Linked DNA regions of Homo sapiens: region 2 is linked to region 1. Evidence: chromatin loops called from intact Hi-C (ENCODE). Cell type or tissue: OCI-LY7. All regions are shown on one strand. Links, peaks and the distances in the headings refer to the core of each region. The heading gives the core; the rest is flanking DNA. Region 1 holds the start of TRA-AGC2-1 (tRNA-Ala (anticodon AGC) 2-1). Region 2 holds the start of TRT-CGT3-1 (tRNA-Thr (anticodon CGT) 3-1).

The links. Hi-C counts contacts between places; a loop is a spot of excess contacts. Peaks named below come from ENCODE experiments on the same cell type or tissue, not always from the same donor. Only the 100,000 strongest peaks of a DNase experiment are listed, where the experiment ranks them.
Region 2: a loop joins it to region 1, with 6 times the contacts of the local background. A loop is called at or near these places in 2 of 110 quality-filtered maps.

Annotation. Positions count from the first base shown.
Region 1 is chr6:28,828,358-28,844,391 of GRCh38, reverse strand. It overlaps TRA-AGC2-1 (tRNA-Ala (anticodon AGC) 2-1), which reads left to right and starts at 5,877; the gene lies at 5,877-5,948. LOC124901296 (a long non-coding RNA gene) reads left to right here and starts at 5,369. Exons shown (of 2, transcript XR_007059539.1): 1 at 5,369-5,642; 2 at 6,072-7,151. RefSeq lists enhancers at 5,089-6,080, 6,081-7,072. In OCI-LY7, for the core only: CTCF peaks have their summits at 2,938, 5,115, 5,324 (motif pointing right) and 6,866; DNase peaks (open chromatin) are centred at 2,871, 5,331, 5,851, 6,881 and 1 weaker place; H3K4me3 peaks cover 3,206 bases; H3K27ac peaks cover 1,896 bases.
Region 2 is chr6:28,639,710-28,655,743 of GRCh38, reverse strand. TRT-CGT3-1 (tRNA-Thr (anticodon CGT) 3-1) reads left to right here and starts at 7,464; the gene lies at 7,464-7,537. LINC00533 (long intergenic non-protein coding RNA 533) reads left to right here and starts at 1,269. Exons shown (of 3, transcript NR_135285.1): 1 at 1,269-1,312; 2 at 6,678-6,848; 3 at 7,093-7,458. LOC105374996 (a long non-coding RNA gene) reads right to left here. Exons shown (of 3, transcript XR_926657.3): 2 at 8,272-8,339; 3 at 2,510-2,569. TRA-TGC2-1 (tRNA-Ala (anticodon TGC) 2-1) reads right to left here and starts at 12,299; the gene lies at 12,228-12,299. RefSeq lists an enhancer at 15,248-15,748. In OCI-LY7, for the core only: no CTCF peak of the experiment used is centred there; DNase peaks (open chromatin) are centred at 6,573, 6,923 and 7,473; H3K4me3 peaks cover 1,977 bases; H3K27ac peaks cover 1,604 bases.

The sequences.
Region 1 (16,034 bases), core at 2,598-10,597:
TCATGTCATCTGTAAACAGATAATTTTAGTTTTCTTTTCCAGTTTGGATGACTTTTGTTTCTTTCTTTCGTTCTTTCCTTCCTTTTCTTTTCTTTCAAGACGGGGTCTGGCTTTGTCCCCATGCTGGAGTACAATGGTGTGATCTCGGCTCATTGCAACCTCCACCTCCCGGGTTCAAGTGAACCCTGCCTCAGCCTCCCAAGTAGCTGGGATTACAGGTGCATGCCATCATGCCCGGCTAGTTTTTGTAGATTTTTATGGTTATGGGGTTTCACCATGTTGCCTAGGCTGGTCTTGAACACCTGGGCTCAAGCAGTGCACCCTCTCGGCCTCCCAAAGTGCTGGGATTACAGGCTGTAGCCAGCGCACTGGGGCTTTTTTTCTTGTCTAATTGCTCTGAGTAGGACTTCTAGTGCTATGTTGAACAGTAGTGGTGAGAGTAAGCATCCTTGCCTTGTTCTAGATCTTAGAGGAAAAGCTAAGGCCACTGAATATATTACCTGTGGGCTTTTCATGTATGGCTTTTATTAAGTTGAGGTAGTTTCATTCTATTCCTAGTTTGCTGAGTACTTTTTTCTTTTTTCTTTTCTTTTTTCTTTTTTTGAGTCGGAGTTTTGCTCCCTTGACCAGGCTGCAGTGCAGTGGCGCCATCTCTGCTCACTGCAAAGTCTGCCTCCCGGGTTCACGCCATTCTCCTGCCTCAGTCTCCCGAGTAGCTGGGACTACAGGCGTCTGCCACCATGCCCGGCTAATTTTTTTCATTTTTTTTAGTAGAGACGGGGTTTCACCGTGTTAGCCACGATGGTCTCGATCTCCTGAACTCGTGATCCGCCCGCCTCGGCCTCCCAAAGTGCTGGGATTACAGGCGTGAGCCATCGCGCCTGGCCGCTGAGTGCTTTTTTCATAAAAGTGTGTTGAATTTTGTTGAATCCTTTCTGTATCTCAATTGAGATGATATTTGATTATTGCCATTCATTTTATTAACATGGAGTATTATATAACCCTGGATATTTCACTCCCAAGAGTGCTAATCCTCTGACATTAGTCTTCGTGGTGATGCAGTTTTTGGTATGCCCCCAGTCACCCTGGGATGACAGTGGTGCTGGCAATGTTCTTTTTCACTCTTTTTCTGACCACACCCTACTGTTGTGTTTCAGTTATTGCTGACCAGTTGTTGTATTGTTTTCAACAATGCCTTGAGGTATAAATTCCTCTATGAACAAATCCAATCAAAATGTAGCTCCTTAAATGGAATAGTTTCTGATGTAAGTATTTGATATTTGTCCTGACTCCAAAAGGGTTCCTCCTACCTGTCTTATTTCCTGATTCTCTCCTGCATACTAGCCAGACTGCAGTTTAAGATCTATCTTTCTTAGATTCACAAATTTCCTCCCAATTACCTTTCATCAAAATCTCCACCATTCTTGAGAATGCCCTTAGCTTTCCACTTCTCTATTCTATGTTACAAATTAAATCAGTTATTTTGGGAAAGGATTGGAAGCTATCTACTTTTTGGCTCATTTATTTCTTCTTCTTCTTTTTTTTTTTTTTTTTTTTGAGATGGAGTCTTGCTCTGTCGCCCAGGCTGGAGTGCAGTGGTACAATCTCAGCTCACTGCAACCTCCACCTCCTGGGTTCAAGCGATTCTCCTTCCTCAGCCTCCATAGTAGCTGGAATTATAGGCACACACCACCAGGCCCAGCTATTTTTTTTGTATTTTTAGTAGAGATGGGTTTTCGCCATGTTGGCCAGGCTGGTCTCAAACTCCTGACCTCAGGTGATCTGCCCGCCTTGGCCTCCCAAAGTGCTGGGATTACAGACATGAGCCACCATGCCCGGCTGGCTCATTTCTTTCTATAGGAAAAATCTCTGAGCTAGGACTCTGGAGCTAGAGGTGGTAACAATTGCATGTTTCTCTTTGTGGAAGAAAAGTTCTAGATGCTGAACACTCAGTGGATGAAGTGCAGTAGTCTGAAATCCTCTTGGCTTGTATTTCCTGTTTTGAAGCCACTGCCTCACAAGCCGCAGTAAGAGCTATTAGCACCTTAGTATTCTCTGTGTGCCATGCTCAAGGTAGAGTATTAACTATGTAGGGGTGGCGGAAAAGCTTCCTCTCTGCCCACTGAAATTTGCTGAAAATGAAGTGACAAAGGCAGATTAATAAAAGAAAAAGACATACAAAATTTATTTAACATACATAAGCATGGGGTAATTGTAGGAGAGTGATTACCCAGTGTCCCAGTGAAGTTCAAATACATATATGCCCTTCTTCATAGGGGAAGGAGAGATTGAAGCTGATCATTTAGTATTCCTTTTTACAGTGACATTATATTGATGTACCATAGTTTTCTCAAATTGACCCTTTTGTCAGACATTTGGATTGTTTCCTTTTTTTTGTTTTTTTTTTTTTGAGATGGAGTCTCGCTCTGTCTCCCAGGCTAGAGTGCAGTGGCATGATCTTGGCCCCAGCCTCCCTAGTAGCTGGGGCTACAGGCACGTGCCGCCACACCCAGCTAATTTTTTGTATTTTAATAGAGACGGGGTTTCATCATGTTAGCCAGGATGGTCTCAATCTCCTGACCTGGTGATCCACCTGCCTCAGCCTCCCAAAGTGCTGGGATTACAGGCATGAGCCACCGCACCCGGCCTGGATTGTTTCCTTCTTTTGCTTTACAAATAGAGTTGTGATGAATAGTCATGCATCTGTTTTCCTTTTTATTTATTTAGTATTTATTATTATTATTATTATTTGAGATGGAGTTTTGCTCTCTCACCCAGGCTGGAGTGCTGTGGTGACATCTTGGCTCACTGCAACCTCTGCCTCCTGGGATTCAAGCAATTCTCCTGCCTCAGCCTCTTGAGGAGCTGCAATTACAAGTGCCCGCCACTACACCTGACTACTTTTTGTATTTTTAGTAGAGGCAGGGTTTCACTGTGTTGACCAGGCTGGTCTCAAACTTTTGGCCTCAAGTGATTTGCCGGCCTTGGCCTTCCAAAGTGTTGAGATTACAGGCGTAAGCCACTGTGCCTGGCCCTTTTTATTTTGATAGTATATATTAGGGATAGCTTTTTAGAAGTGGAATTTGTGGGTTAAAGGGTAAATAATTATACATTTTTTCTAGATACTGCAAATTTTCTGCCCTTGGAATTATACCATTTTCCATTCCCACCAGTACTCTATGAAAAGACTAATTTCTCGGCAACCTTGACAACAAAGTATGCTATCCAATCTAATTTAGTATGTCTTTCACTTATTATGAGTAAAGTCAGGGTATTTGGGGTATCCATCACTTTGAGTATTTATCATTTCTATGTGTTGGTTTCAGGTTATCTCTTATAGCTACTTTGAAATATACAATACATTGTTGCTAACTATAGTCACCCTACTCTACTATCAACATTAGAGGCTGGCTGTGGTGGCAGGCACCTGTAATCCCAGCTGCTCAGGAGACTGAGGCAGGAGAATCACTTGAACCTGGGAGGTGGAGGTTGCAGTGAGCTGGGATGGTGCCACTGCACTCCAGCCTGGGCAAGACAGCCAGACTCCAACTCAAAAAAAAAAAAAAAAAAAAGAACCTATACCTTCTATCTAATTATATGTTTGTACACATTGACCAACCTGCCTTTGTACGCAGCTCCAATGCACACACCCTTCCCTGACCCTGGTATCTATGATTCTACTCTCTACCTCCATGAGATCAACTTTTTAAACTCCCACATATGACTGAAAAGATGTGAAATTTGTCTTTCTGTTTCTCGCTTACTTTATTTAACATAATGACCTCCAGTTCCAATTACAATGGATTATATTAATATCTTTCCTAATAATGAGTGATCTTTACACTCCTGGAATAAACCCTACTTGGACATCCTGTATTACTGTTTTAAATGTGCTATTGTATTCTGTTTGCTATAAATTTTATTTAAGATTTAGGCATTACATTTCATATATTTCATATGTGAAATTGACCTGTAGTTTTCATTTTTAGTGCAAACTGAAATGTTATACTAACTTTATAAAGTGCTAGTGTCTATGCTTCGAATAATTTAAGTAGCATCATGATTTTTTGATATTTGACAGTTTGGTAGGATTTCTTTATGAAAGTATTTGAGCTTGGTGCCCTTTTTATTGAGTATGCCTGTTAAACTATTTTTCTTAACTGGTCTGTTTAGACTTTCTGTCTCTACAAGGGTTAGTTTGAGTATGCTACATTTGTCTAAAAAATCCACTAAGTTTGCCAGTTATTTGCTAGTTGTGTTATGTTATCTCTGATGATTTCAAAAAAGGTCTTCTGTGTTGATGATTATTTCCTCCAGTTCTAATTTTGTGTATTTGCACTAATTTTCTCTTTGTTGGCTAGAGGTTTGTCTATTTTGTTGACTTTCAAATATCCACCTTTTTTGTATCTTTATTAGTTATACTTTGTTTCTAACTCATTCTCTGAATTTGTCCTTACAACCCTTCCTTCCTCATTCTTTTGGTTTATTTTGTTGTTCATTTAGTAGCATCTTGAGCTGTGTTTGATTCATTTGTTATTTTTTGTTATCGATATAGGTATGTGAGGAAATAAATTTCCTTCTGATAAATGCTTTAGCTCTATCTCACAGATTCTATGTCACATTTGCACTTTTGTCCCTTTCAAGAAATTATGTAATTAAAATTTGTATTTCCTTCTTGACTCGAGTTGTATTATAGCATGCTTTAAAATTTTCAGGTGGAAGTGACTTTTATTTTTTATTTTATCAATTTCTAGTTTTATTGCATGATGGTCAGAGAATGATGTTTGTGTTATTTCTATACTTTGGAACTTACTGAGGTTTTCTTCTGTGGTCCGTTTTCATGAATGTTTCACAGGTACTACAAAAGAATGTGGTGCGGAGAGAGAGGTATACCGGACCCGAACTCTCTCGCCACACTCTTCCTCGTTCCTTGATTATTTCCGGTAATGCTCCTGAATCCACATTTTTATGAAAAAAAAAAAACCACTTTATTCTTCTTGTATGCGACCCTCTGCAAACTGTTTTTTTTAAATAAAGTATTCAAGTATGATTGACGTCCCTTTAATCTCAGATGGGCTGATAATAGGATTGGATAATTCTGTTATTCACCACATCCCCTTATCTTGTCTTTCTGCCCATTTAAGCTACTCTCCCAGTGTTGGCTGAGACCCTGTGGGTTCCTTGGGCTGGGAGGCAGAAGCCCGGAGCTCAGAGGATGAGGTTGGTGAGCCAGACCCGGCACACGGAGGGCTTGATGAATCGTTCATGCGCGTGTTGAGTGTATACCGCCCTCGTATCGTTTTCTGCCAATCGGGACCGGACCGGGAGCGGATTCTGCCCGAAAGGGGGCGCGATCTGGCGGGTGCTCCTCTTCCTCGCTCCCCAGTCCGCGCCTCGCTGGGCTCAGCACCCCGGCCCCCGGCGGGACGGAGGCTCGGGTCCAAAGCAGTGGCTGCACCGACACGAACCCGTCTGCGTTTCTCCACCTGTCTTCCCTCGCCACCTGCATCTACTATGGTCTCTAAATGCCTCGCTTTGTACTTTGTGGCTTTCTGGCAGCCCTTTAAAGCAGCGGTGAAAGAAAGGAGAGAGTCAAGACACGGGAGAAAATGTTTCATCCCGGGTTCTTCTAGTGGTGCCCGGTAAGTGACTCCGGACTGACGAGCAGAAAAATCCCAGGGCCATCAATAGAGGGCCTTCGGTGTAGAATGCGGTTTGCTCAGCTGTCAGCAAAGAGGGACGCAAAACCTAAATTTGAGATATCAGAAATAACTAAATAAAATAGACCTTGGCTGATTACAACTAATGGTTCTGAAACCTAGCAAAAGGGTCAGATTCTGATCTTGAATATACTCTCGAGAGAACCGTTTCAGTACGGGGGTGTAGCTCAGTGGTAGAGCGCGTGCTTAGCATGCACGAGGCCCCGGGTTCAATCCCCGGCACCTCCATTCCTTTTGCTTTTAATTTTTTTCCCATTGCTTTACTTTATTTTCCTTGCTTAAACAGAAAGTAACCCTATTTCACAACGGTTTTGCCATTAATATTAGTGCTGTTCCATTTCTACTCCTCAGCCTTGACACGACTCGGGGGACTGCCTAAGCAAAAGGTGGAAAAGATGGAGCTGGAAGACAAAGACGGCTCCGGATTCCAAAACTTCAATGGCGTCGCCAAATTGACGAGCTCATTAACCTTTGGAGTATTGTTATTTAAAAAGTAGGAAATAAAAGATAAATGTGGAAATATTTAATAAAAGAAAAACGTAAGCTCTCAATTTTCTTTATTACTTTTTTTTTTTTGAGACGGAGTCTCTCGCTCTGTCGCCCAGTGGCACGATCTTGGCTCACTGCAAGCTCCGCCTCCCGGGTTTACGCCATTCTTCTGCCTCAGCCTCCCGAGTAGCCGGGACTACAGGCGCCCGTCACCACGCCCGGCTAATTTTTTCTATTTTTTTGGTAGAGACAGGGTTTCACCGTGTTAGCCAGGATGGTCGCGATCTCCTGACCTCGTGATCCTCCCGCCTCGGCCTCCCACAGTGCTGGGATTACAGGAGTAAGCCACCACCGCTCCCAGCCGATTTCCTTTATTTTTTTTCTGGTCCTTGTTTAGCCATGATCCATCGCAGGCTGAGCCCTGACAAACGCAAAGCCTTCCAAACTGGGAAATTGAGAAAGTTATTTTCATCAATGAATGTAGAGGCGTCACACTTCTGCCGAAATAGCTCCACTGGGAAGCATGCTCTGCTGAAGATCTCAAAGTTCACGGACTGATTTCCAGTTTTATTCTGTCTTCACTCCTGCCGGATAATTTGACTTCCCTTAGATGACGTTACAGAAGTAATTTTACCTAAGACAGGTGCGCCCTCTATCGTAAGGATATCTTTCAGACTCTTGGTCCACACAAGAGTTGGTGGCACCGGAGAGCTTGTTAGAAGAGCGAAATCTCAGCTTCACCTCAGACGTACTGAACCAGAAGTAGCAATTTAACAAGATCCACAAGAGATTCTTTTGCACATTTAAGAAGCAATATGACGTGCTTTGACGTGGATGGAGTAAGGGTGTATAGTATAAATACGCGGCTGTGTTTTTTCCCCCAATTTTCTATTCTAACAGAAAACATAATTGCAAAAAATATATATTTCTATTGCTGAATCATTTTTGTGTTCTAATCATTGACTCTGTTCCTTGCCTCTCTGGCAATATTGTACTTAGTAATATTTTTTGAATCACTATTCATGATTGAATATGATGTGAAGTTTTCATTTTCTTTTTTTTTTTTCTTGAGACGGAGTCTCACTCTGTCGTCCAGGTTGGAGTGCAGTGGCGCGATCTCGACTCACTGCAACCTCCGCCTCCCGGGTTCAAGCGATTCTCCTGCCTCAGCATCCCGAGTAACTGGGACAACAAGCGCGCGCCACCGCGCCCGGCTAATTTTTTATATTTTTTTTAGGGACGGGGTTTCACCATATTGGCCAGGCTGGTCTCGAACTCCTGACCTCATGATCCGCCCGCCTCGCAAAGTGCTGGGATTACAGGCATGAGCCACCACTCCCGGCCTTTATTTTCTTTTTCGCAAGTTTTGCAATAAAGGCTGTGCTAACTTCTAATGTAAACTGGGAAGTTTGTATCCTTGCTCTGAAACATTTTAAATAGAATAAGACCTTGTAATCATTCCAGAATACACAGCCCTCTTCTCATCAGCTACCACCAAATCTTCAAGAACTTTTGTATTAACACCACTTTGTATTCTAAGCCCTGTGATAGATTTTAAAGATCCAAAACCCTTTGCTAACCCTAATGAAAGTGTGAGCTGAAGGATATCTCAAGAATTGGGAAATCCTTGGTTTCCGATATAATATCAGGCCACCTCTGTCCCTGTGAAGTGATTAGGAAATTTTCAATGGAGAAAATAAGTTCCAAAAGTCATTCTTTCTCAGATTAAGATGTCTTGGGTTTCAGTTTACTTCTTTAAAGAAAGATTCAGAGTTAGTACTGAGGACCCAGACTTTCTTGATGTGGGAAATAGATAATTTTCTGTTCTGTTGACATTTTTTCTCTCTCTTCTCTCATTTTCAAAGTACAGTTCCACAATGTCTCTTTGCCACTTATACTCACTGTGGCAGAAAAAAATTATTCACAGGCTTCAATCATGGGAATCAATTTGCAAAGGAATATAGTAAAAGCATGAGGAAAATTATCATGAATTATTACCATTGCTTTATGCTAGGGCTCAGGCCCAAATGGAAATATTTTTTTCTGCTCCCCACAATAGACTTCTTTAAGGAAGTCCACCTCTGTAATTTAGGGTAGAAATGGATAGGATGCAAAAACCAAGAGTTTAATATAAGAAAGCTATAGAAAATATAGGATGGAGATTTCAAAAACATCTTGGGACAATGAAAACAAATGACATATGACAGATAGAAGTACTTCTTTGAGAGCAAACAGTGCCTATCTTTGGCCTAGGACAATAGTGAATCATTTTAAGGTACATTGTAGATGAATTTTGGAAATTCAACTATATTTTATTTTGGGGTTGTATACTTCAATGAGATCATATTTTAAAAAAATTTTTCTCCACAGAGAAATTAAGGACCTCTTTCAAAAATCAGCTGGGCATGGTGGCGACCACCTGTAATCACTGCTACTTGGGAGGCTGAGGCAGGAGAATTGCTTGAACCTCGGAGGCGGAGGTTGCAGTGAGCCAAGATCATGCCACTGCACTCCAGCCTGGGTGACACAATGAGACTCCATCTCAAAAAAAAAAAAAAAAAATTAAGGACTTCTGAGAGGAATGAGGACGTGGCCATGCGTGAGACCCTGGGTGAATGTGTGGGAAGCGGCAGGTGGGCAGGACCATTGGCTGCACAGTGATATGGAAGCAGACACAATCCATCAGGCCATGTAGTCAATCTGACTCAAAAGGTAGAGTTTTATTCTTTTCAAAGACATATTTAATTGAAGAAAAAAGATTATTTAACCCTTTACTGTCTAGTTCAGGAATTCTTTTTTAATATTCAATCAAGGTGGGAGACTTACAACAGTGTAATCAAACCTCCCTCTCCCTGTCAACAAATCAAGATGTAAATCCCAAAGAATATAGAGTGAATTCAATTTCTAGATTATCATATAAGAGCTCCTTACATGAAAACTATTACTCCACCTTTTTGTCAACTTTAAGAAAACAGTACTCAACCAGTTACAATCTTCTCTCTGGTTGTAGATTGTCTAGAGATGTCATTCGCATGTCTGCAGGCTCCCTGAGCAGAGTAATTGAGTATGAATGAGTTCTATCTCCTGAGATAAATGGTTGGTTCATCAGAAAAATCTCATATATTTGGAACTCATCCTATGTCTCCCCATGCATAGATATTTCTGAATGCTTACAGAAACTTAAACAATTCTCACAGTGTTCTCTGTACTTTGGGGCAAACAGAAAAAAAAAAAAAAAGAAACACCTCCTTGTGGGGAACTTCTGGTAATCTAACTGGTATCTTGGTTTCTTCAGGTGCAAGTTAGAGAATAATTACATGATGACTCTGGAAACAACTTTCACACCATCAAACAGTCTAGATAATTTTCTTTCTTTCTTTCTTTCTTTCTTTTTTTTTTTTTTTTTGAGACAGAGTCTTGCTCTGTCGCCCAGGCTGGAGTGCAGTAGCGCGATCTCGGCTCACTGCAAGCACCGCCTCCTGGGTTCACGCCATTCTCCTGCCTCAGCCTCCCGAGTAGCTGGGACTACAGGCGCCCTCCACTACACCTGGCTAATTTTTTGTTTTTTGTTTTTTTTTTTAAGTAGAGACGGGGTTTCACCGTGTTAGCCAGGATGGTCTCGGTCTCCTGACCTCGTGATCCGCCCGCCTCGGCCTCCCAAAGTGTTGGGATTACAGCCATGAGCCACCGCGCCCGGCCAAAACAGCCTAGATAATTTTTCTCACATCCTCCCAGCACTTTCACGCGCGCGCGCGCGCACAAACACACACACACCAGAGCTTGTAGAGTTTTGTGGGTGACACTTAAATACCCAATTTCAGTGAAACCTGCCATTATGTTTCCTCTTACCTATTCCGCTATCCCTATGAGCCAACAGAGAGAAATTCTGCCAAACCATAAGGTGTTCCCAACCTCGAAAGGGGCTCAGCAATATGCTTACCAATATAGGTAAAGTCATACATAAGGAGAATGAGAATGAAGATGAATGAGAAAAGATAACACCTACTGGGAAACTAGCCAGGAAATGAGACTTTCTGGGTCTTTTGTGAAAGTTTCAAGGCCATGGTGACAACCAGTGTGAATTCCAGGGTTGAAGATCAGCTAGGAAGAAGTTCATTTTTTTGCTTTTCACAACTATCAGTAAGTAAGTTTCTGATCTTCATATCTCAAAGGACACTTTGAGTTCTCATTGTACTCACACTGTATTGGTGCCTTCTACTCACTCCCACCTCCACGTATTCAGATCAGAGCACTGGGCTAAGTTCACTGTGTTTCACCAATGGGCAGGATCCTACGGAAGAATATGGTAAGTTCAACACGTTCCCAAACAAACTCACCTCCTCCTCCTAATATCTTGTCCATTCCTTCAAAGAACAATAAGCATCTCTATTCTGCTTTTTTTCCTCCTGTTTGTTGAGGCTCTCTTTTATGGATTCCCCACTTTCTGGCTTGCTCTATAAATCCAATAAGTCTTTGAATCCTGTGTCTAGCTACCTATGAATGTGCTTTCAAAATTTCAAAGTTTTTCTCCATCCTTGAATCTGCTATTTATTTCATGTCTTGAACATTATTCTGGGCTACTCCATGAACCTCCTCAGTTGCCTTCATGCTGTAGTACAATCAAGAACCCCTTGGCAATGAATAACAGGTTGCATGTGGTTTTCATTCTCACCTGGGGTTTTCTCATCAAAGTTTTGCTCTTACCATTCCTGTGAAGCAAACAGCAATAGCAGAAGTGCTTTATTCAGGAAAAAGCTGGTCAGTTTTCTAACGCAAGTTTCCAGTATTCTGCGTTCCATTTCAAGCTTTATTTGCCAAAACTTCAATATCCCCCACAGCTGGGGGTCTTCCAACTTAAAATGGTCACAAATCCTGCTTCTAAACCCAACACTTAGTGCTAAAACAATGAACACAGGAATGGAGACCCACAGAATATAACGAGATATTCCTTTATTTTTCATTTTATTTAATTTTTTACATCTTTAGATTGGAGAAATACCTTTTTAGGGTTTTTGGGTTTTTGTTTGTTTGTTTTTTGAGACAGAGTCTCACTCTGTCCCCAAGGCTGGAGTGCAGTGGCGCCATCTCCGCTCACTGCAGCCTCCACCTCCCAGGTTCAAGAGATTCTCCTGCCTCAACCTCTGAGCAGCTGGGGTTACAGGCACGTGCCATCACGCCCGGCTAATTTTTGTATTTTTAGTAGAGACAGGGTTTCACCTTGTTGGCTCGGCTGGCCTCGAACTTCTGACCTTAAATGATCTGACCGCCTCCAACTTCCAAACTGCTGCGATTACAAGCGTGAGCTACCGTGCCCGGCCACCTTTTTAATTTTTAAGTTATTTTTTATTTCCATATTTTTATTGTTTTCATATACTGCAATAGTACTTGGAGGACGACACAAATATCTCTTGGCATGAGGAGATGTAGTTCAGTGATAGAACGTGTGCCTTACATATAGGAGGCCTCAGGTTCAGCTCCCGAGAACCTTCAACGGTCAGTTTCCGAGTTCTTAATACCACTCCTTAGTACAAAGCACATTCAGGTGTCCTACTCTCTTTTCGTTGCCTGTCACATGAGAAGTAAACACGTGACCCCAAGACGTTAATTTCTGTTTTTTTTTTTTTTTTTTTAGAGATGGAGTCTCACTCAGTCGCCCAGGCTGGAGTGCAGTGGCGTGATCTCGGCTCACTGCAAGCTCCGCCTCCTGGGTTCACACCATTCTCCAGCCTCAGCCTCCTGAGTAGCTGGGACTACAGGCGCCTGCCACTATGCCTGGCTAATTTTTTTTTTTTTTTTTGTATTTTTAGTAGAGACCGGGTTTCACCGTGTTAGCCAGGATGGTCTCGATCTCCTGACCTCGTGATCCGCCTGTCTTGACCTCCCAAAGTGCTGGGATTACAGGCTTGAGCCACCGCGCCCGGCCTCTTTTTTTTTTAAGATTTTTTTTTTTAATCATTATACTTTAAGTTCTAGGGTACCTGTGCACAACGTGCAGGTTTGTTACATATGTATACATGTGCCATGTTGGTGTGCTGCACCCATTAACTCCTCATTTACATTAGGTATTTCTCCTAATGCTATCCCTCCCCTATCACCCCACCCCGCGACAGGCCCCGGTGTGTGATGTTCCCCACCCTGTGTCCAAATGTTCTCATTGTTCAATTCCCACCTATGAGTGAGAACGTGCAGTGTTTGGTTTTCTGTCCTTGTGATAGTTTGTTCAGAATGATGGTTCCCAGCTTCATCCATGTCCCTACAAAGGACATGAACTCATCCTTTTTTATGGCTGCATAGTATTCCATGGTGTATATGTGCCACGTTTGTTAAATTCAGTCTATCATTGATGGACATGTGCCTTACATATAGAAGGCACATTTGGGTTGGTTCCAAGTCTTTGCTATTGTGAATAGTGCCACAATAAACATACGTGTGCATGTGTCTTTATAGCAGCATGATTTATAATCCTTTGGGTATATACCCAGTAATGGGATGGCTGGGTCAAATGGTATTTCTAGTTCTAGATCCTTGAGGAATCGCCACACTGTCTTCCACAATGGTTGAACTAGTTTACAGTCCCACCAACAGTGTAAAAGTGTTCCTATTTCTCCACATCCTCTCCAGCACCTGTTGTTTCCTGACTTTTTAATGATTGCCATCCTAACTGGTGTGAGATGGAATCTCATTGTGGTTTTGATTTGCATTTCTCTGATGGCCAGTGATGATGAGCATTTTTTCATGTGTCCATTGGCTGCATAAATGTCTTCTTTTGAGAAGTGTCTGTTCATATCCTTTGCCCACTTTTTGTTGGGGTTTGATGGGGTTGTTTGATTTTTTCTTGTAAATTTGTTTAAGTTCTTTGTAGATTCTAGATATTAGCCCTTTGTCAGATGGGTAGGTTGCAAAAATTTTCTCCCATTCTGTAGGTTGCCTGTTCGCTCTGATGGTGGTTTCTTTTGCTGTGCAGAAGCTCTTTGGTTTAATTAGATCCCATTTGTCTATTTTGGCTTTTGTTGCCATTGCTTTTGGTGTTTTAGACATGAAGTCCTTGCCCATGCCTATGTCCTGAATGGTATTGCCTAGGTTTTGTTCTAGGGTTTTTATGGTTTTAGGTCTAACATTTAAGTCTTTCATCCATCTTGAATTAATTTTTGTATAAGGTGTAAGGAAGGGATCCAGTTTCAGCTTTCTACATATGGCTAGCCAGTTTTCTCAGCACCATTTATTAAATAGGGAATCCTTTCCCCATTTCTTGTTTTTGTCAGGTTTGTCAAAGATCAAATGGTTGTAGACGTGTGGTATTATTTCTGAGGGCTCTATTCTGTTCCATTGGTCTATATCTCTGTTTTGGTACCAGTACCATGCTGTTTCAGTTACTGTAGCCATATAGTATAGTTTGAAGTCAGGTAGCATGATGCCTCCAGCTTTGTTCTTTTGGCTTAGGATTGTCTTGGCAATGCAGGCTCTTTTTTGGTTCCATATGAACTTTAAAATAGTTTTTCTCCAATTCTGTGAAGAAAGTCATTGGTAGCTTGATGGGGATCGCACCGAATCTTTAAATTACCTTGGGCAGTAGGGCCATTTTCATGATATTGATTCTTCCTATCCATGAGCATGAAATGTTCTTCCATTTGTTTGTGTCCTCATTTATTTTGTTAAGCAGTGGTTTGTAATTCTCCTTGAGGAGGTCCTTCACATCCCTTGTAAGTTGGATTCCCAGGTATTTTATTCTCTTTGTAGCAATTGTGAATGGGAGTTCCCTCATGATTTGGCTCTCTGTCTGTTACTGGTGTATAGGAATGCTTGTGATTTTTGCACATTGATTTTGTATCCTGAGACTTTGCTGAAGTTGCTTATCAGCTTAAGGAGATTTTGGGCTGAGATGATGAGGTTTTCTAAATATACAATCATGTCATCTGCAAACAGGGACAATTTGACTTCCTCTTTTCCTAACTGAATACCCTTTATTTGTTTCTCTTGCCTGATTGCCCTGGCCAGAACTTCCAACACTATGTTGAATAGGAGTGATGAGAGAGGGCATCCCTGTCTTGTGCCAGTTTTCAAAGGGAATGCTTCCAGTTTTTGCCCATTCAATATGATATTGGCTGTGGGTTTTTCATAAATAGCTCTTATTATTTTGAGATACATCACATCAATACCTAGTTTATTGAGAGTTTTTAGCATGAAGGGCTGTTGAATTTTGCCAAGATGTTAATTTCAATATTACGTTATTTAGACTTCATGAGCCTCAAAACCACTCAAGGCAGTTGGCAGAGTAGAATAAGCTTGTCATTGATTAGTTTCCTATGGCTGCTGTAACAAATTATCTCAAATTAGATGGCTTATAACAACAGAAATTTATTCTTTCACACTTCTGGAGGCCAAAAATCTGATATGAGTGCAGTAATGTGCTACATGTTGACATTTTAGTAAACCACAGACCACATATCCTACGGTGGTCTTATAAGATTATAAAGGAGTTGGCTGCGCACAGTGGCTCACGCCTGTAATCCCAACACTTTGGGAGGCCGAGGCGGGCAGATCACCTCAGGTTGGGGGTTTGAGACCATCCTGACCAACATGGTGAAACCCCCATCTCTACTAAAAATACAAAATTAGTCGGGAGTGGTGGCACACACCTGTAATCCCAGGTACTTGGGAGTCTGAGGCAGGAGAATTGCTTGAACCCAGGTGGCAGAGTTTGCAGTGAGCCAAGATCCTCCCATCGCACTCCAGCCTGGGCAACAAGAGCAAAACTCTGTCTCAAAACAAAACAAAATAAACTACCTGCTAAATTCTAATATAAATTGGGGAATTTGTATCTTTGTCTCAGCCTAGCAACATTTAAAATGGAATGGGAACCATTTGAGAAACACATATCGTCCAAATCTTGACATTATTTCAGAACACGGTCTTGCCTCTTCCTCACCTCAACAACCAATCAGCAACAGTGGAATATATATGTGTGTGTGTGTATGTGTGTGTGTATATATATGTATATGTACATATGACAAAAATTATTTCTCTAAACTATTTGATAATGATTTTCAGACATTATATCTTTTTATTCCTAAATACTTCAATGTGTATTTCCTAAGAACAAGGTCAATTTCTTACCACAGCACAATTATCAAATTTAGAGAACTTAACATTGATAAAATAGTATTCTCTAATATACAGTCTATAAAAATTTTAATTGTATCAATAAAATCTTTTATAGGAATTTCTCTCCCAAACTAGGTGCCATTTCAGAATCACATATGAATCTAGTTGTCTTGACTTTTCAGTCTCCTTCACTTTGGAACAGATTCTTAATCTTCTTGTCTTTCATGAATATGTTTTTGAAGAGCATATGCCAGTGGTTTTGTTGAATGTTTCTTAATTTGTGTAGTCATGGTTACATTCAGGTCATGGAAATGTCACAGAAATCATGTTACCCTCTATCACACCAAGAGGCATGTGATGTCAGTTTTTCTCATTATTTATTATTATTATTATTATTTTTTTTGAGATAGAATTTCGCTCTTCTTGCCCAGGCTGGAGTGCAATGGTGTGATCTCGGCTCACCACAGTTTTGTATTTTTAGTAGAGACGGGGTTTCTCCATGTTGGTCAGGCTGGTCTCGAACTCCCAACCTCAGGTGATCCCCCTGCCTCGGCCTCCCAAAGTGCTGGAATTACAGACGTGAGCCACCACGCCCAGCCCAAATGAGGATTTTCTAATTTTATCCTTACTTCCACATTTATCACTTGGCACACAACTGTAAGGAAAATCTTCCCATCTTCCATATTTATGTGTTTAAGTTCCCAAGATTGATAATCACTTATT
Region 2 (16,034 bases), core at 2,984-10,983, 190 kb after region 1:
ATTTCTTCTATCCCAGAAGGCCCTGAATTCTTAAGGGATCGGCTTTTTTCCCCAATACCTAGCTTTGCAAAGCAGGGATCTCAAGGAGTGGCAATTCTGATTTCTTAGTCCTGGGACAATTTTGGAAAGACAAAACATAAAATAGAAGCTTCTCTCTACTTGGCAGAACTGTACCTGGTGAGATTAAGTTACATCACCTCCACCGGCCCTTGACTTTTAAAATGTCTGCGAACTGCTCATATGTCTATGACTAAAGGGCCAGTGGATACCGAGATACTGCTTTGACTCTTATTTTCCCTAAGAGCTAAGAGCGTCTCCACCGTGGGAAAGCCTCTGGAGTCTCCCAGCCTCCTGCAGGAGACTCAGTTCTGTATCTCTGCCCCAAAATAGGCCCCAGGCCATGAGTTCTGGCTCTGGAAGCACTAAGGTAGAGCTGCCATCTTTGACTAAGGCTTCTGTCTGTGCCTCTGGGTTAAATGGTTTTACTTCATGCACTTACTATGCTGGACTTGAATTACTGGTGGGTTTTTGTTTGGTTGTGTTTGGTGGTTTTTTTTTTTTTTTTTTTGGAGATTTCTTCCTCTCTTTATTTCCCTTATGATATGGTTATGTATTTATTTTGTAGTCATTTTATATTTATAATGTCATTTTACATTTATATTGTTGTCATTTAAAATCATATTGGATCTATTGTTGTTGTTCAAGTGGGTAAATTTTTCTCAGAGATATCTCCAATAATAGATATTCATAAGATAAAAATCTTCTTTTTTTTTTTTTTGTGATGGAATCTTGCTCTGTAGCCCAGGCTGGAGTGCAGTGGCACGATCTCAGCTCACTGCAAGCTCCGCCTCCCGGGTTCACGCCATTCTCCTGCCTCAACCTCCCGAGTAGCTGGGAGTACAGGCACACCACCACGCCCGGCTAATTTTTTGTATTTTTAGTAGAGACAGGGTTTCACCGTATTAGCCAGGATGGTCTCAATCTCCTGACCTTGTGATCCGCCAGCTTCGGCCTCCCAAAGTGCTAGGATTACAGGCGTGAGCCCCGCGCCCGGCCAAAGATAAAAATCTTTATACAGTCGTGTGTCAATAAGGGGCAAATGTTCTGAGAAATGCATTGTTGGATGATTTCGTCATTGTGCGAACGTCACAGAGTGTACTTATGCAAACCTAGATGATATAGCCGACTATACACCTAGGCTGTATGGTATAGCCTATTGCTCCTAGGCTACAAAGCTGTACAGCATGTTGCTGAACTGAATACCGTCGGCAATTGCAATACAGTGGTATTTGTGTATCCGAACATACGAAAGGTACAGTAAAAATGTGGTATAAAAGATAAAAATGGGGCCAGGAACAGTGGGACACGACAGTAATCCCAGCACTTTGGGAGGCTAAGGCGGGTTGATCGCTCGAGCCCAGGAGTTGTAGACCAACCTGGGCAACATGGTGAAACCGCATCTCTACAAAATACAAAAATTAGCTGGGTGTGGTGGCACACGCCTGTGGTCACAGCTACTCAAGAGGCTGAGATGGGAAGATCAAGTGAGCCCAAAGGTCGAGGCTGCAGTGAGCTGAGACTGCGCCATTGCACTCCATTAAAATGGTACACTTGTACTGGGCACTTGCCATGAATGTGTCTTGCAGGACTGGTAGTAGTTGTTCTTGGTGAGTCAGTGAGTGAGTGGTGAGTCAATGTGAAGACCTAGGACATTACTGTACACTACTGTAGATTTTATAAATGCTATACACTTAGGCTACACGAAACTTATAAAGTATTTATTTCTTCAATAATAAATTAACCTTAACTTATTGTAACTTTTTTACTTTATAAACTTAATTTTTAAAAACTTTTTGACTCTTTTGTAATAACACTTAGCTTAAAACACAAACACCTGGCTTGGCATGGTGGTTTATGCCTGTAATCCCAGCACTTTGGGAGGCTGAGGCATGCTGATCACTGGAGGTCAAGAGTTTGAGACCAGCCTGGCTAACATGGTGAAACCCTGTCTCTACTAAAAATTTTAAAAAATACAAAAGTTAGCCAGATGTGGTGGCGGGCGCCTGTAATCCCAGCTACTCGGGAGGCTGAGGCAGGAGAATCGCTTGAACACGGGAGGCGGAGGTTGCAGTGAGCCAAGATCTCGCCACTGCGCTCCAGCCTGGGTGACAGAGCAAGACTCCGTCTCAAAAAACAAAAACAAACAGACAAAAAATCCAAAAGACCACAAACACCTGTAAAGCTGTACAAAAAACATTTTTTCTTTATATCTATATTCCATTAGCTTTTTTCTATTGAAAAGCTTTTTTTTTTTTTTTAACTTTTAAAACTTTTTTTTTTAAAAAATGAAGACACAAACACACACATTAGGTTAGGCCTAGACAGGGTCAGGATTATCAATATCACCATCTTCCACCTCCAAATCTTGTTCCACTGCAAGTTCTTCAGAGGCAATACCAAGTAGGAAGCTGTCATCTCCTATGATAACAATGCCTTCAAGAATCCCTTGTGAGGGCCTGCCTGAGGCTGTTTCACAGTTAACTATTTTGTAATAAGTAGAAAGAGTACACTGTAAAATAACAATAAAAAGTATAGTATAGTAAATACAAAACCAGTAACATAGTCATTTATTATCATTATCAAGTATTATGTACTGTACATAATTGTATGTACTATATTTTTACACAACTGGCAGAGCAGTAGGTTTGTTTAAACCAGCATCACCATAAACATGTGAATAATGCACTGGGCTATGTTACCACAGCTACAATGTCATTAGGTGATCAGAATTTTTCAACTCTATTATAATCAGTCTTATGGGACCACTGTCATCTATGTGGCTCATTGTCGACTACAATGTCCTTATGTGGCATGTAACTGTGTTTCTACCTTTAAATGTCAAGTACTTCATCTTTCCTTCAGTTATATCTGGTTGTTCATCAAGATTTTTAATGCATGTTTATAGTTCAAATAACTATTTCACTTGAGTAGTAATCCAAAGTGTGATGATCTAATATTCATATTCCTAGGCTACTTGACATAATGCAATTTCTTCTCAAAAGCCAATCCATTTGATATAGGACTAGCAATTCTACTGTGCTTAACTGTTAGTAAGTACTTTTACTTTCTCTTGCCTCATTGTGGTGAAATCCACACTCAAACATAGCCTTTTCAGGCTGGAAAAGGACCACACTGGGGTACTGTGCTGAGTTGCTAATGTCAAAGCTACCATTAGAGAAGTTTGAAAGGACTTTCTGGTAACCCAGTGTCACAAATGCTGTATTAAAATCACTGGTGAATGTAGATGGTGTACACATGGTATATCAACCTTATTCACTAGACACTGAATGGCACTTCAATCTCATGACGAAGTTTTATTAGGGCAAAATGCCCAACACTTTAGCATAGATACCTGCCAATTGCCTGCTTTCCACTGACTGACAGTCTTATTCCTCTAGCTGATTTGGTGTTCCCAACTTGCATTTCTCTAGCTTCTCCTTAAGCCCACCCATTCTGTAGGGCCCCTTCTATAGCCACCACCTGTGCCTCTCACTTCTGTGTCCTCCCTCAAAATACCTTCTCCAGTGCACCCACTCCATCCCTTATTCCTAAATTACTTTCCCACCTTAATCTCAGATCACATTCATCTCCATCTTCTGTTCTCCAGATGCTCTTACTTTCCCCCACCTCAACTCATTCACTACACTCACTATAGTAACTCACTACCCTCAGGATCCAGCCAGCTTTGTTCTCCTAGCTCACAGTCTTTGCTTTTACCACCTCCTACGATGGCCTCTTCCTCTACCATCCCTATTCTATCCTTCGGTTTCCATCCTTTCTAATTCCTATTCTTAGCTTAACTTTTTTTCCCAGATTCAAGCTCTCTTCTTCCCACACACCTGTGAGATACTCCCTTTCTGAGTGGTCCTTGCTTATCCCCACCTCTGGTTGTTCTCAGAAACTATGGACTGGGATAGCTAAGCTGACACATACTTTTCCTTGTGCCTTTTATTTTCTTCTATCTTTGAACTCAAATTTTTGTTCAGCTTTTTAATTAGGCATATGAACCTGTCATACTTACTTCACCTCACCTCTTATTTACTAGTTTTCTTTTTAAATAAGTTCATTTTAATAAAGTTTGGGGAAAATCTTAGGACACAACTTAGTTATTTCTCAGAGGATGCTGCTTACTGCAATAGTTTCCTCGGGCTGCTATAACAAAATAACACAAACTAGGCAGCTCAAACAACAGAACTTTATAATCTCACAGTTCTAGAGGCAAGAAGTCCAAGATCGAGGTGTCAGCGGGGTTTGTTCTTTCTGAGGGTTGTGAGGGAGAATCTGTTTCAGGCCTCTCCTCTAGTTTCTGGTGGTTTTCTGACAATCTTTGAAATTCCTTGTGGATGCATCACCAAATCTCTGCCTTCATGTTCACATGGTATTCTCCCTGCATGTGTGTGTATGTTCAAATTTCCATCCCCCTACTTTTTTTTTTGAGATGAAGTCTCGCTCTTGTCCCCAGGCTGGAGTGCAATGGCGTGATCTTGGCTCACTGCAACCTCCGCCTCCCAGGTTCAAGTGATTCTCCTGCCTCAGCATCCCGAGTAGATGGGATTACAGGCCCCTGCCACCACGCCCGGCTAATTTTTGTATTTTTAGTGGAGATGGGGTTTCACCATATTGGCCAGGCTGGTCTTGAACTCCTGACCTCAGGTGATCCACCCACCTCCGCCTCCCAAAGTCCTGGGATTACAGGCGTGAGCCACCACTGCACCCAGACAAATTTCCCGTTTTTATTAGAACACCAGTTATATTGAATCAGGGGTTCACTTTACTCCGTATGACTTCAAGTTAACTAATTACCTCTTTGATTACCTTATTTCCAAATAAGATCACATTCTGAGGTACTGAGGGTAGGATTTAAACATGAATTTTCAGGGGACTAACAGCTACTAACTAGTAGTATAGTAAATCACCCTATTCTCAACAAAGAAAGCATAACTGAGGGTAATATGAAGTCACTGCAGTTGTGACAAATCCCCACGCTCCAGTATTGATATTCATATCCCTCAGTCAGCTGTCTTGGATTCTGATGTTAGTTGAGCACTTTTGCATCAAATTGGCTGGAGATCTCATGTGAATTATTTAGCCTTTCAATTCACTCACATATTTTTTTTTTCTTTTTGAGTGCAACTCTATTTGGAGGAGGATCCCACTGGGCTAGTGATATGGTTTGGCTGTGTCCTCACCCAAATTTCATCTTGAATTATAGCTCCCATAATTCCCACATGTTGCGGGAGGGACCCAGTGGGAGATAATAGAATCATAAGGGCTGTTTCCCCCATACTGTTCTCGTGGTAGTAAGTCTCACGAGGTCCAATAATTTTTTTTTTTTTTTTTTTTTTTGAGACGGAGTCTCACTCTGTCGCCCAGGCTGGAGTGCAGTGGTGTGATCTCGACTCACTGCATCCTCCACCTCTCGGGTTCAAGAAATTCTCCTGCCTTAGCCTCCTGAGTAGCTGGGATTACAGGCGCCCACCACCATGCCCGGCTAATTTTTGTATTTTTAGTAAAGACGGGGTTTCACCATGTTGGACAGGCTGGTCTCCAGCTCCTGACCTCAGGTGATCTGCCTGCCTCAGCCTCCCAAAGTGCTAGGATTATAGGCATGAGCCACTGCGCCCAGCCATATTCTTTATTTTGTTTAAATATCTTGGATTAACTTGAACGTATTCTAGGTGTGTTCAAGTACTAATTGTGACATTAGGGGGGAAAAATCTATTAGGACTTTTTCCAGCAAAAGTCAAAAAGAAATTTTAAAATTAGTTGAACTGGGCAATGTCAGAAATATACCTAAAACAAAGTATTATGCTTTGAACTTGATTACTGGGACCTGCTAGGCACTCAACTATCACATTGTACTTCTTTTATTGTGATACTGTTTCTTGTTTGATTTTTATCATCTGGCTACCTTGTGCCTAGTTGTGTCTACAGAAGTTATTTCAATGCCTGACACATAGTAGGTATTCAATACATCGTTCTTGTTGGAAAAAACTTGAACAATATTTCCCTGGACATGATGCCATCCCAGTTATATTTTAGTAACTGAAGTTAGTACAATCCTGATCATAAACAATTCAGCTGATTCAAATTCAGAAAGGCTATGATTCCTGGTCCTTATGATTTTGGGGGATGTTGCTTCCCAAACTCAGTAAATATACAGTAACTCTTAATACAGTAACTGTTAGTACAGGTCTAATCATAACAGTTTGTTAATCTATATTAAATTAAAACGTGACTATCTTGGTTAACAGGAAAATAAGTTTATATTCACTACAAAAACATTCTGAATGGGATACGAAATGGCAATGCTCCAAATTTTGGCTCAAGAGAGGAATTAAGAAAGACTTTAGGATTCAAGGGCATTATCCGGCCCAGAGCCCCTTACAGCCTTTGCCAGGTTAAATAGGGAATTTTGTAGTCCTCCCTGTTGTCTTTTTAACATGGCGGGGAAGCTGGGTAATGTGCAGAGACGCTTGCTTTATTTGGTGAACTCACTCCCTCACTTTGGCACCAGCCTCAGTACTAAGCAAAGGCAGAAAACTAGGATACAATCGTTAACAGTTTCAGAATGGATCTTAATTTGGGGATTTTTCAATCAATTAATGTTTGTTTAGCTTCTACAAGGTGCGGATCCATAAGGAAGATATTAGGAAACATCTAATTGAAGCTTGAAGAACCAAAATGAGGAAGGCAGAATTAGGAAAGACCCTGTCCGGTGACGCCTCCCCTTCTGGTTTCCATCTGTGCCCCCTCTCAGGAGCCGCGGGAACACAAGCCTCGAGCAGGCAAAGTCTCTTTGGATTTGAAATACAAAACCGTTAAGTGAGCTCCGACCAGGTCGCCTCCCAGCTGTCGCCTGCTTTCTCTAAAGCAGTGATCTGGCAGCTGTTTGGAGAGTCTGAACGCGTTAACAGTTTTTGTTTTTCAGCGCATCCGTGTGCTATCTTCTAATTGGCCAGAAAAGCCATTAATGTGATGAAAATTCTGAATGATCTGTTTTGCTAGAAAAGCTTTTCACTCCACTTTTAGAATCCAACCACTTGATGATTCGAAATCACCGCAATGCCATGGAATGTAAAAACTGCTCTCGCCACGTCTAGAGACCGATGCCTCTTCCTCCGCTGGGAACATGGTTCATCTCCACTCTCCGATTTCACGGTTTTATTTGCCCTCTGGGACGCGCTGACATTGTTCTAAGCACATTTTCTAAGTGATTGTGTGAGTGTGGGTGTGTTTTGTTGGACTTGAAGGGAGTCTAATTTCTAGAAGTTCCTTTCAGGAGTCTGCCTTTACTGCAAAGTTGATGTATTCGAAAACACAGTAACTCTTAATGGCAACAGAATTTGTCACCTAATTAAGTGCAATTCGGTCATAAAAGAAGCCACAGAATCAGCACGGCTGGCTCTGTGGCTTAGTTGGCTAAAGCGCCTGTCTCGTAAACAGGAGATCCTGGGTTCGAATCCCAGCGGGGCCTTAGGGTGTGCGTGTTTTTTTTTCTTTCCCCCTTTAATAAGGGCCGTCTGTTTTTGTAAATTTATCACAATTTTTAGTCTATAATCCTTAATCACAATATCAAGTCCACTGCATAGAGCTTTAATCTCTCCAATCTCTCTTCATTACACCTGCATCCTCAAAGACTATTAGTTTCTGATGATCTCCCAGACAGTTATATTGGAATTTCACCAAACTCAGGGGTTCAAGTTCAATCACGGATAAAAAATCTCTAAAATAAAATTGTAAAACTTTTAATTCAAAACATTAAAAATATATTCTTCTGGTTTCTCAAACTCCATGTTAACCTTGCTTAAAGTCCACATGGATGAAAAATGGTTGCAATTTATGGAACATTTACTAAGTTGCACTTTGTGTATTTTCTCACATGCTTTTAATTCCTAGAATATTCACTGAAGTAAACATTATTATGCCAATTTTACAGATTAAAAATGAAGTATCAGAAGGAAATAAACTTGCCCAAATCTTACAGCTGATAATCAAGCTAATATTTAAATCCAATATTTCTCAGTTACTTAAGTCAAAGTTATTTAAGTCAAAGTCTTAAGTAACAAATAATATTATTTATAAAAACAAACAGTATCCAGTGTGATTTAGAATAATGGTTCTTAAAATTTTATGGCACATGAACTCATTACATTATCTAAAAAAAAATTTTGTCTATAAACACACAGACACACACACACACAGACTTACGGACAAATTTTGCATATTCTTTTGAGATTTTCTCTGACCTCCTTAAGTTCTTGGGTGTCCATGTGCCACTGAAAAAAATCCATGACTTTCATAAATCAATAAACAGTAAATCGCAAATGAATGTTCAGAAAAAATAAGCTGTTTTAGGGACAGGGGTCATATTTTATTTCTTGACATTGATTTTTATAGTACTATCACTCCCTTCCCTTGGTTGATTTAAAGTGGGTTATTAGAAGCAGATTTCCCAACAGGAGTGTTATGACTCTGAGCCAGCATGCCAGTTTCAAAAAGTTATATTTCTGGATGTGAGATCACTGAAGTGAATTCTGAAAAGAATTCTATGTGGTCCATAAACACCTCTTAAAGCTAACTTCAAGCAGTGGAAGATATGCCTTCATCTGTTTTATGTGATAATTACGGAACTCTAGTCATCCCCTCATTCATTCCCAAAATTATTAATTCTATGCCTACTCACACCAAGGTGTGGAAAGGTAAACTGAACAGGCCTGGTCTCTATCCCAAAGGAGATAAGAGCTTAGTTGGGGGTGGGTGAATGGATAGAAGTTATTTATATAATGACAAACATAACATTGTGGCTATGATAAGTGCTGCAAAAAAAGAATGACTGTGATTTAGAACACACCGATGGGATTTGGTTTCATCAGGGAGATAAGAAGAGAGTCTTCAGTTGCAAAGAAAGAGGACAGCATAGGAAAGGGAGACAGAGCATAGGAAAACCCAGGCAGAGGAAGTTGGACAAAGTGCATTGGACTGGAAAAAAGCTGGTATGAGTACAGTGGGAAGGCCATGGGCAAGCAGCCTGAGAGATGGGATGCAGAAGGATAGGACGAAACTGTGTCAGAATTTTAGAGGCCATGCCAAGGAGTTTTAATTTTATATTAAGAGCAACCAAAATCCATGTGTAATTGAACATAAACACATTTCAAAAATTATGAGTGAAGAAAAAAATATAAGGTTTCAGATGTATTCTCCTATTTATTGTGTTCTTTTCAGAAAATAAATTTAAAATTAACTAGAAAAGCAGATAACCAGTAACATAATCAGAAGTGGAGAAAGTATAAATGTAAGAAATACTTAAAAGGAATTGGCATCAAGTTTTAGGGGGAAAACCCCCCAATTGAGAAAAAGCCTATATCTGCAACCTCAGGGGAGTTATTGCTCACAAATGACTCCTTTTCCAAATGTTTTAAGAGTAAAACTTCATCAGACAAGTACATCAATGCCTTTGTTTAATTTTTGATTAATAAGAAATAATCCTATCCTCTTTCTCTTTACTTAATGGTGATGAATTCACTAAGGTTTCAATGAGAATTTAGTTGTGCTTACTGGGAGTTCTCTCGAAAGTTTAGCTTTCTATTCTGTTTCTTATATAAAGTTCCGAGCTGCCAGAATAAGAGAGGCTGGAGTCAAGTCCTCTAAGGTCTTTTCATCCCCAAGGTGAATTATCTAAGGAGCCTTAAAAGAGCTTTGCAGTCCCCTCACACTCAGCAAAGAGCTGAGTCAGTCTCTGTGCAAACTTAGCAAACAACTTCTAAGTTTATGTACTGGACCACAGATTGAAAAGTGAAGTGGCTCTCAACTCAATCCAAAGATGCTTTCCTCCCTCTAGTGAGAGCAATGCTCATTCAATGGATCAAGTCACACCAGAGAAAAATCTGTTCACATATAAATGCAGAGAAAAGGCTGGCAATAAAGTGACTGACTGTGCACAGGAGTGAAAGGAGCATGGAGTTGTCAGTGACAAAGTCTGTATGCATGTCCTGGATCCTTCACTACCAAATGTGGACCTTTGGTAAGCAACTTGACTAGCCTAAGGTCTATCTCATTCTTTTCTTTTTATTTTAATTTTTACTTTTAAAATAATTTCATTTTTACAGAAAAGTTGCATCCTTCACTCAATCTTCCCAAATATGGACCTTCTCTCATATGTATATCTCTTATGTATATATATATGTATACATATATATTTTATACATATGAGATATACTTTTAATCTCTTATACATATGAGATATGCCTTTATCTCATATACGTGTGAGATATACTGTTATCTCACATCTCATATGTATATATGTATACATATATATTTTATACATATGAAATATACATATGAGCTAAAAGTTCCTATATACATGTATACACACAGACACACACACACGCACACATACTAAACCATTTGCCATTTAAGAATAAGTTGCCAGGCATGGTGGCTCATGCCTGTAATCCCAGCACTTTGGGAGGCCAAGGTGGGTGGATCACGAGGTCAGAAGTTTGAGACCAGCCTGGTCAATATGGAGGAACCCCATCTCTACTAAAAATACAAAAATTAGTCGGGCGTGGTGGCGCGTGCCTGTAGTCCCAGCTACTCAGGAGGCTGAAGCAGAAGAATCGCTTGAACCCGGGAGGCAGAGTTTGCAGTGAGCCAAGATAGCGCCACTGCACTCCAGCCTGGGCGACAGAGTGACACTCTGTCTCAAAAAAATAATAATAATAAATAAAAATAAAGAAGAATAAGTTGTAGATATAATGATCCTTTACCCCTAAATACTTCAATGTATGTTTCCTAACAGGAAAACACCCTCTTACATAACCACAGTACAATGATCAAAATCAGAAATTAACATTGATACAATACTATTGTCCAATATATGGGCCTTATTCAGACTGTGCTAATTGTCCCTAAAATGTCCTTTTTAGCAAAAGAAAATCTTTGAGCATATGTTGAATTGTCATGTTCTGTAGCCTTTCTTTTTCTTTTATAACATTGGTATTTTTAAAATAGTACAGGACAGTTATTTTATAAAGTATTCCTCTATTTGGGTTAGTCTGCTATTTCCTCATGATTGGATTTAGTTTATGTATTTTGGGTAGGAATACCAGAGAGCTGACATTGTGCCCTTTTCAGTGCATTTTACCAGGAGATATTTAATGGCAGTTGTCCCATTACCAGTGGTATTAATTTTGGTCACCTGGTTATGACAGTGTTTGCCAGGTTTCTCCACTGTCATTAATAAGTATCCTGACTTTGAGACTATGTAAATATCCTGTTATCATTCAACTTTTATCAACTTAATTTAGCACCCATTGATGATCCTGGCCTGAATCAGTTAGAAGTATGATGGTTGCCAAATGATGATCTTGTAAATCCATCATTTATTTTACATTTACAAGTTATCTTTCTGCTATAGGAAAAAAATGTTTCCTTCCCCTCCCAGCCACCGGGCCCGGCCCAGTAATGTACTTTCTATTCAACAGTTGACTTTAAATATCATCACTTGTGGCCGGGCGCGGTGTTTCACGCCTGTAATCCCAGCATTTTGGGAGGCCGAGGCGGGTGGATCACGAGGTCAGGAGATCGAGACCATCCTGGCTAACACGGTGAAACCCTGTCTCTACTAAAAATACAAAAAATTAGCCGGGCGTGGTGTAGTGCCAGCTACTCAGGAGGCTGAGGCAGGAGAATGGCATGAACCCGGGAGGCGGAGCTTGCGGTGAGCCGAGATTGCGCCACTGCACTCCAGCCTGGGTGACGGAGCTAGACTCCATCTCAAAAAAAAAAAAAAAAATATATATATATATATGGTATATATTATATCATATATATATCATATATAGGTATATATTATATCATATATATCATATATATATGATATATATATATGATCACTTGTAAAATAGAAGGAATGAGAAATAAAATACTTGGTTTTCGCCTGGAAACCTAGAAGCACTGTGAAAAGATGAAAGAGATGTTGAAAAAACAAAGGGCAGAGGTGGAAACAAACAAATCCTTTTTTCTGCCTAACCTCCTTTCTTACCCCTCCCACTTTCCAGAAAAGGCTCCAGGGCCTGAGAGACCTTGGCAATAACAGTGAGCGGAAGATTTGCTCAGCAGCACGTACGTTGAACAAGAATCAGCGCTAAAACCTTAATACCTATTGGAGATGCCGGGGATCGAACCCGGGACCTCATACATGCAAAGCATGCGCTCTACCACTGAGCTACATCCCCACACATAGACCCTTGTTGTTCCAAAAAAAGTTTTTAAAAATATACTGTATTCGATCAATTTTTTTTTTCCCCCCAAAATTAGTTTTAAATAGTTTGTTGTGCAAGAATTGTGTGAATTTTGCAGGTCATGAATGTGAGAAAGAAGATTTAAATCAATGTCACTAAGTCCTTTAGAGTAATTGGAAACTCACCAGGCCCAACACAGAACAAGGGGTTGCAAAACTGGCTTTTATCTGAGCAGGACTATGTATATAAATCATTCAGATCCAGTCAATTGAAATGGCCAGAATAAAGAAAAGTAGAACCATAGATGGTTACAGCAAACCACTGGGAAATTTCCTGATGTATTATACAAAGTCTAACTGTAATCAGAAGCCAGTTCAGTGGGTAAAGTACTGGGATAGATTGATCTTGTAAGGCATACCCAGTCTTAGGTTTTGGGCTTGGAATTATCCACAAACCAACCCTCCGCCTCGTCTAAGAAGAAAAATCCCACTCAGTAGATTGGGTGAGTAAATCTGTATCTTGTTGAATAAAAAGCGTAAGAGAAATGTGAATATTCAAATATAAATCTGGGTTACAAAATGTGAGAAACAGAATTCAGTGTCAGGCAGTAGATCTCAAAATGTGGTCCTCAGAACAACAGCATCAGCATCACCTAGGATCTTACTAAAAATACAAATTCTCTAGGACTACTCCAGACCTATGAGTCAGGGACTGTGGAAGTAGGGCTCAATAATCTGTGTTTTAGTAAGCCCTGAGGGTGATTCTGGTACACGCTTATGTTTGAGAACCGCTGATGTAAGGTATTGATGAATACAACATTGCTGTTTCATTTTTTTTTTTTTTTTTTTTTGAGACGACGTTTTTGCTCTTACTGCCCAGGCTGTAGTGCAATGGCACGATCTTGGCTCTCTGCAACCTCCGCCTCCAGGGTTTAAGCAATTCTCCTGTCTCAGCCTCCCGAGTAGCTAGGATTACAGGCGACTGCCACCATGCCCGGCTAATTTTTGTATATTTAGTAGAGATGGGGTTTCACCATGTGGACCAGGCTGGTCTTGAACCTCGGACCTCAGGTGATCCACTCACCTCGGCCTCCCAAAGTGCTGGGATTACAGGCGTGAGCCACCGCGCCCGGCCTGCTGTTTCATTTTCTAACAATAACACAGTACTAAGGTGTTTCTAGCATTTAAAAATAAAATAATTTGACATATTAGACCTGAATTTTTATGAGTGTGTATTAAAATATTTAAACGTGTGAGGGAAATAAAAGTGATTTTTAATATATTGTGAAAATAGTATGTGAATTTTTAAAAATTACTTGTGTATTAGACAAACAGTAGCAGATATTTCTGTTTATATTTGAAAGCCTTTGAGCATTAAAGAATCTATCCACCATATTAAGAGAAGAGGAGGAGTCAGGAGAGAGAAAATTTGTTTCTGGACCTCAGTTATTTTCCCAATTTTGGTTGTTTTGAAGCAGCAACGTTTGTCTCAGTGCACATGCAATTTGGGCTTTAGAGAGGATGTCCACCAGCTGGCTTCCTAGAGAGTTTAAACTTTTGTTTCTTTAATGTGCTGTCCATGGCTGAGTTTATGCAGTAGTACATGGGTTTAGCAACCACAAAATATTTTACTAAGAAACTGTTTAAAAAATAAACAGTTTGGCCCTGCTCTTCTCCATAGAGCAAGGATAACATCGTAAAAGAATCCTATTTTTATTTTAATTATGCAATGCAAGGTGTCCTTGATAGAAGTCTTGAGATATGGTTTGATCTGTGTCCCAGCCCAAATCTCACGTCTAATTGGAGCAGGGTCCTGGGTGGGAGGTGATTGGATCATGGGTGCAGTTTCCACCTTCCTGTTCTCCTGATAGTGATATTAGATCTGGGGATCTGATCGTTTAAATGTGTGTGGCACCTCCCCCACCCCTCTGACCTGGTCCGTCCGGTAAGATATGCTTGCTTCCCCTTCACCTGCTGCTATGATTATAAGTTTCCTGAGGCTTCCCAGTCATGCTTCCTGTTAAGCGTGTTGAACTGTGAATCAATTTAAACCTCTTTTCGGGCGCGGTGGCTCATGCCTGTAATCCCAGCACTTTGGGAGGCCGAGGCGGGTGGATCACGAGGTCAGGAGATCGAGACCATCCTGGCTAACACAGTGAAACACCGTCTCTACTAAAAATACAAAAAAATTTAGCCGGGCGTGGTGGCAGGCGCCTGTAGTCCCAGCTACGCGGGAGGCTGAGGCAGGAGAACGGCGTGAACCCGGGAGGCGGAGCTTGCAGTGAGCCGAGATCGCGCCACTGCACTCCAGCCTGGGCAACAGAGCCAGACTACGTCTCAAGAAAAAAACAACAACAAAAAACCTCTTTTCTTCATAAATTACCCAGTCTCAGGTAGTTCTTTGTTCCAGTATGTGAACAGACTAATTAATCTTCGCTCTTGTGTTACAAGGGACACCTCATTTGAGATCAGTCTGCTGGCACTGCAATGAAGTGCTTTGTATCAGCAAACTGTACACTATTTACCTTTTTTTCTGTTCACAGCTGAGCCACATGTACATAATCTATATTCTGTTTTCATAGTTTTGTACTTTTACAGCCTATTTTTGAAGATTAACACATTTGCAAAATGACTGACACGATCTTTGCCTAACCCAATCAGTGTTACAGAAAGCTTGCTATAACTAGAACTGTAAATCTTTTTTTTTTTTTTTTTTTTTTTTTTTTTTTTTTTTTTTTTTTTTTTTTGAGACGGAGTCTTGCTCTGTCACCTAGGCTGGAGTGCAGTGGCACGATCTCGGCTCACTGAAATCTCCACCTCCCGGGTTCAAGCAATTCTCCTGTCTCAGCCTCCTGAGTAGCCGGGATTACGGGCACCCACCACCGCGCCTGGCTAATTTTTGTATTTTTAGTAGAGAGGAGGTTTCACCACGTTGGCCAGGCTTATCTCGAACTCCTGACCTCAAGTGATCCCCTGCCTTGGCCTCCCAAAGTGCTGCGATTACAGGCGTGAGCCACCGCACCCAGCCTAGAACTGTAAATCTTAAAAAAAAGGTATGTGATAATAGAAGCCTGAAATTAAAACCTGCATTTAAAAAAATCACCAAATCTATTTGAAAACAAGTCAATTTGTGTTGAGAGGTGACAGCATGCTGGCAGTCCTCACAGCCCTTGCTCGCTCTCGGCGCCTCCTCTGCCGGGGCTCCCACTTTGGCGGCACTTGAGGAGCTCTTCAGCCCGCCGCTGCACTGTGGGAGCCCCTTTCTGGGCTAGCCAAGGCCGGAGCCGGCTCCCTCAGCTTGCCGGGAGATGTGGAGTGAGATGCGCGGACATGAACCGGGGCTGCGCGCGGTGCTTGCGGGCCAGGGTGAGTTCCGGGTGGGCGTGGGCTCGGCGGACCCCGCGATCAAAGCGGCCGGCCGACCCCACCGGCCCCGGGCAGTGAGGGGCTTAGCACCCGGGCCAGCAGCTGCTGTGCTCAATTTCTCACCGGGCCTTAGCTGTCTTCCCGCAGGGCAGGGCTCAGGACCTGCAGCCCGCCATGCCTGAGCCTCCCCCTACCCCCGTGGGCTCCTGTGCGGCCCCAGCCTCCCAGACTAGAGCCGCCCCCTGCTCCACAGCAGCCAGTCCTATCGACCACCCAAGGGCTGAGGAGTGCGGGCGCAGGGCGCGGGACTGGCAGGCAGCTCCACCTGCATCCCTGGTGCGGGATTCACTGGGTGAAGCCAGCT